2 separate regions of the Mus musculus genome follow, and region 1 is linked to region 2. The links are chromatin loops, found by intact Hi-C in ENCODE. Cell type or tissue: left cerebral cortex. All regions are shown on one strand. Each heading gives the region's core, and the rest is flanking DNA. Links, peaks and the distances in the headings are about the cores only.

What was found. Peaks named below come from ENCODE experiments on the same cell type or tissue, not always from the same donor. Only the 100,000 strongest peaks of a DNase experiment are listed, where the experiment ranks them.
Region 1: it touches region 2 in a loop (2.7-fold over the local background); 4 of 42 quality-filtered maps call a loop at or near these places.

Annotation. Positions count from the first base shown.
Region 1 is chr9:98,029,382-98,032,295 of GRCm38, reverse strand. All of the region lies in intron 1 of Clstn2 (calsyntenin 2), which reads left to right. Among named protein-coding and RNA genes, the nearest start is that of Clstn2, 2.3 kb to the left of the region's middle. In left cerebral cortex, for the core only: a CTCF peak has its summit at 1,367 (motif pointing right); DNase peaks (open chromatin) are centred at 279, 518 and 1,393; H3K4me3 peaks cover 1,561 bases; H3K27ac peaks cover 953 bases.
Region 2 is chr9:98,399,273-98,402,186 of GRCm38, reverse strand. Nmnat3 (nicotinamide nucleotide adenylyltransferase 3) reads right to left here. Exons shown (of 5, transcript NM_144533.3): 3 at 2,548-2,731. Among named protein-coding and RNA genes, the nearest start is that of Rbp1, 22 kb to the left of the region's middle. In left cerebral cortex, for the core only: no CTCF peak of the experiment used is centred there; DNase peaks (open chromatin) are centred at 421 and 1,485; H3K27ac peaks cover 1,285 bases.

The DNA of each region.
Region 1 (2,914 bases), core at 202-2,701, 370 kb after region 2:
TGTGATGGTTGCTACTGCGGCTCACACTCTGCTTTTCTTCGGAGGACCGAGCCTCCGAGCCTAGAGCTCCTCTCTGGTCTTTATAGTTGATCTTGACCTCTCTAATCCTCTAAGATTCTCCTGAACGCTGGCGTTATCAGGGGAACCTGAAGCCCGCAAGCCCCAGACTTTGACAGCTGTCTGGGAGCGCTGGGAGAAGCGCAGGTTGGGGAGCCTGCATCTGGAGGGCGGGTCTGGAACAGAAGGTCACGCGGTAGCCAAAAGCTGGGAAGCATCGCAGGAGCCCAATTGGGGTGGATGATGGTGGGCTCAGGGAGACTGTAGCAGATTGCAGGATGGAGCGTTTGGCTTAAGTGGTAACTTGTTGATTCTCTGCACTGTTGACGAGGAGGGCGTGCTTTTGATTTCTGCCAGGTGAACGGGTGACATATGGTCCTTGGAATTCTGTCTGGCGATATTTTGAAAACAGAGTTTTTGTCCTTGTTGGAAAAAGATTCCCAAGTAGAGACAGCTTGATTTAGAGGTTTGTTGGCTGAGCTGGTATGAAAAGCACAGCAGCCTGGATCTCTCCGGAGACAGGGCAATTGGGGAAGCAGGCCATTCCATTTGCCTTGTCTGGACTTTGAGAGCGGCCTCTCCTGACATTTGCAAGTGATAAATTTGGGAAAAGAGGTGCTCCTATTCTTTTTAATCTATTGATTTCTGGTGACATAAAATGGAAAAGATTTTATGCACAGGTGTCTTTCTAACACGTACCTCTCCTCTTCCTCAAGGAGTTTCTTTTTCCCTTTCTTTCTTTCTTCCTTTCTTTCTTTCTTTCTTTCTTCCTTTTTTCTTTCTTTCTTTTTTTCTTTTTTTGAGAAGACAGAAAAATTCATCATGAAAATGTCTTTTTAAAAGTGGTATGGTAAAAGGTTGTCTGTATGAAGGGACCAATGTACTATGCTGTTGCTGTTGTTCTGGTGAAAATAAGGATAGAAACCGAGCGTCCGAACAGTCTGTTCTTCCAGTACGGACACTTTGACAGGTAGGCAGATTTCATCCTTTCAGGGGAGCTCACGGTGAGTAAGGATTAGAGAAGGAGTAATTTGGGAAGAGAGCCCCTCCTGTAACACCTTGCTGAGTTTGCCAAGAATGGGAAATGAGAGGAGAGGGAGAGAACAAAAAGCCACAACAAATGCAGGCTTCCACAGGTCTAGATTATGTAAATAATTGTATATAAAATAATTTAAATCCGTAATTTTCTTCCCTTAGAATATATCCATTTCACATTTAAAGCTATTTGTCATTCTACTCTAAAAGTTTTATTGGCCTTGAGAATAGGAGCTACTCTGGATTCTCCTTGTCTTTCCCCTTCAAGCCACAAGGGGGCTGCAAAGAGCACCATTTATTTATTTATTTATTTATTTATTTAATTTATTTATTTCGAAACAAGGACTATTTGGTCACAACAGACACATTTATTATAACAGTTTATTTAACATTTACAGGTCAGACTTTCTTTATTTCAGTGCACTTGAAGTTTACATTTCTAAATTGTACAACCCCTGAGGACTATTTGGGAGGAACAATAAAACTGAGTTTTGCACGTAACACACACTGCCTCTGATAGCGCTGTTTTGTAAGGCTTCTATCATTTCTATTCCCATCGTTAAAAAGGAGAAGACTCAGGAGGGCCCTTGAGAGAGACTGAACAGAGAGACAGCTGTCTTTCTCAGTGCACTTCCGAGTTCACGGGTAGAAAGAAGACAACCAGGAGTGTGCATGACGATGCCTTAGCTGAGGGGTACAGACCTTGTGAGTTGGACACACCCTCTAAATAACTTTTTACAGGTGTTCTGCTGGTCTCAAATTCCTGTGAGGTGGCACATCTGAATACCAGTGTGTTCTGCTTTTGCATTTCTTACTTCTTGCTGCAGGGGACCTAGAAGCTAACTCCTGACCACTGCTGGGGTTTTCCACCTAAGGTTGAGCTTCCAGTGCAGCCATGTTCCAGAAGCAGACATGAATAAAGTAGCCGGGCAGTTAAAACTGCTTCCTCATCTTCCTATGCTTAGGATACACATAAAAACAAGCCCTTCTTGGATTCCTATACACACACACACACACACACACACACACACACACACACACTATGAACAATGCTTGGGAATTATTCTAGAGAAAGGCACAATGTATCAGAGAAAGACGATGAGCTCCAGAAGTCACCTGAAGGTTTATGTTACGTTTAATAAAATGCCAGTGACCTTATAACCTCAAGGACTCAGTATGCATTCTCTTCCTAGGTGCCAGACTGCAGGGATAGAGATCGCTCAGCACAGCCCTTGCGTATAGAGCATCAGTTACTACAGGCTCACCTGGTGAGCACGTACGTAAAGCAGGCCTGTGTGTGAGGCAGAAATCAGAAGTTGCTTGTACCTGTGGGAACCAGTGTTCTTGATCAAGGAAGCCGCACTATCCTTTCATCCACAGACTGAAAACCACTTTTGAGGACTGCACAATATTGCATATGGCAGCCCCTGCCCTAAAGGGTGATGTGCACTCCTGCAGGGAATTGTCCTCAATCATCTTGGGCAAGTAGCACGTGGCTCTTAAAGGGGCCATAAAGTTGCCGCTGCAGCTCAAACACAAGGGCCCAACATATTTCTCAGCATCGAACTAGAGTTTACTCTCACCTGCAGTTGTCCCTAGTCACCTCTGCTCTTATGGTCAGCTTTATTATCATTATCACCCAAGTGTGGTCACAAGGGGGCATGATCTTCTCTAGGAACCTTCCTGGGATGGCCCCTCCTAGCAAGTCATGCCTATGTTTCCTTGCCTGATCGCAGACTGATCTGTGGGTGTTCAGGGCTTCTCTGTATTGCTTGGGCTGGCCTTGAGTTGTGCAATGCGCAGCCAGTAGTGTTTGGCTTAG
Region 2 (2,914 bases), core at 151-2,650:
CACAATATGAACAAAAGCTAAGTTATTGTTATGGTTGGTGACTAAGAGTAATCTCTAGGGTCCATATGTTGAAGGCTCAGGCCTTAGCTGTAGATCCAGTCATTGAAAGATGGGCTCTCATCTAAGCAGTGATGACTACTGGTAGATTTGAACTTGATAGCTTGTTTTTTTTTTCAGGAGGTGACTGAAAGTTTGAGAGTCAAGGCCTAGTTGGGGAAAATAGGTCATTGGGGATAATAAGTCTTTGGGGGCCTGGGCCTTATTCTGGGCTCCTCTCTGCTTCCTGGCCACCATGAAATGTTTAAGTTGGCTCTACCACACCCTTATGTTTTGATGTCCTGCCTCACAATGGGCCAGAAATAGCTCTGCTAGATCTGGGCTGAAAGCTTTCAAAGTGTGAACAACCACACACTCTTGTCAAATCGTTTCTTTGGGTTACTTCCCACTGTAAGGAAGAAGTGGCAGGCTGTTACCTCAGACTCTCCCGTCAAAGGTGGCCTAGACATTACGGCATCACCAGAAAAGTAAACTGCACATCGGGATGAACAGTCTCCCATGAGTCCCTCGGGGAACTGGCATCATGGTGACCTTTGTCATATTTGTTGTAGGATCCACTGTGACCACCATTAAGAGGACATTAAATGCAGATGCTGCAGGGGACAATTCCACCATGATTCTAAAACCACTTGACTTACAGTTTTAGCCTGATTTTCAACCTCTGGGGGTGGCAGCTATCCATTAGAAGAAACTATTGACTCTGTTGATAAGTTTCAACCACACCAGGACAACACAAATCATCTGGGACCTTTAAATAGATGCCTGTGGTTAGGGTCTATGCCAGCAAATCTGAAGGCCCTGGGCTTGGAGAGAGTCTTAAAGAAACTAAGTGATTTTGGCAGCCAAGATTGTGACCAGTGTCAACTGCTCTTTAAGTGACGTTAAATCCCGATTCTCTCGTTCAGTGTCTGAAGCTGTGGGGCTCAAGCCTAGATGCATGTTAGAGTCACCAGGAGCAACAGAAATAATGGATCTCTCCCCTCCTCACTCAAACCAATGTGATCACGGCCTTTGAGGAAGGACCTGGGCTGTGAACCTAGGAAGCCTGCTGTGTGTCCATTGTCCAGAAGCATTTGACTAAAGGGCACAGGGGAAAGGAGGAAGGGTGTGTTTCCTAGTATCTCTGCTCACATCTGCATTTTACAACAGAAGTACCATGAAATTACTGTACCATCGCCTATGTGTCCACAAATGGCATTCTGGTTTTGAGGACAGACCACAGCCAGCATTACAGATGTGGGGATGGCAGGTGACATTAGCATCCACTATCCACCAGCTAGTTTGTCTGCAACCATCTTATCAAAACCACACCCTGTCCTGCTAGGGAGATGCTGGTCTTATTACTTTACTGGGTGAGGAGTTGAGGCTCTGGGAGGCTGACTCACGACTTACATAAAGTCTTTCAGCTAAATCTGGCTTCAAAGCACGTTCCTGGCAACGGTGGCTCTCACAGGGATGGGGAGAAAGCCTGAGAGTTCCTGAGTCCTTATTAAAGCTAAATGGTTTGCTGGATAATCTGCTGCCTTGTTTCTGCTCCTCCCGATTAGCCTAAAGGAGCACGTGGTGGAAAAGGCTTGTTTTAAAAGACGCTCTAGGAGCATGTTTTCAGAGTGGGAGAGCTGGCTTATGCCAATGAGTGATTAAAAAGAAGAGAGCGCGTATCTACACAGCCACTAAACACTCCTATCAGTTTGGCCGCAGGTGGCTCTGGAATGGCTAAACGTTCACTGTGGTCCCTCCCGTAACAGAAGGTGCAGGACCTGTATGACTGCATAGGTCACAGCACTACAGTGCCTTCCCACAGAGCAGCCTGGCACCAGTGACAAAGCAGACTAGCCTTACTCTCCTCTGACAGCCAGGACAACTGTCGTAATGTACAGGGCTGGACCAGGGCTTTCAAACAGCTGTGCGGACTATGCTCAATGCTATTAAGGATTCAAAAGACAAAAGATAACCTGGAGTAATGATTTCTGCTCTTAAAATAGCCCCTCTCATTTTACATTAACGTCTATATCTAGCAAACAAGCTGAAGAGACAGCATATTATATATAGGCTCAGTTTTCAAACTTGTCAATGTCAGGAAATTTAAGGCGACAGTTACAGAAGGTGACTTGTTAGTCTTCTACCAGGAAAGGTATATATATATATATATATATATATATATATATATATATATATATATATATATAATATTCATTTGATTATATTGTGCTCATTTTGCAAGTGACGGAGGTCTCAGAGAGGTTAAGTCACCTGTTCAAAGTCACAGAGCTGCTAAATGGGTGACAAAGGGCCTGGTGCTGTAGTCCAAGGAACACAAGACTCTCCCAAATAGCAGACGATTCTCCCTTAGTTTTGCCCAGGGATCCATCTGAAAAGATTCTGCCAGTCTCCTCCCCTGTCAGCAGAGGCGTTTCTTTGGCCTTGGCTGGGGCCACCTCAGCACTGTCGCATTCTTTCATGCTGCAGGTGAACACACGACTCTGTTACCTCAGCACCTTCACCGTTTCCATCCACTGCGCCTGCTCACTCTCCCAGGGGTCCACCCGAATCCAGTCAGATGTCTGCAGGGCCAGCCGGGCCATGGCCACTCGGTGATGGGAAGCCACCAGGTCTTTCTTCCCATAGCTGTCATTGACGGGTGAGATGATGCCCTCAATCACCTGGTACCTTCCTACGGAGAATAGGGATAGACACTTGTCACCTGGCAGCACAGTGCAGGCAGCTGCTCAGGGTTTACGCCTCCATCCTGAGTGTGTGCAGACCCTGCGGGGCCCTCCTGGTGGGTCAAGAGCTTGCAAGAAAGGACCAGGGTGCTACCTCAGTGACCCCGTTTCTCCCCTCCAGTGTCCTCTAT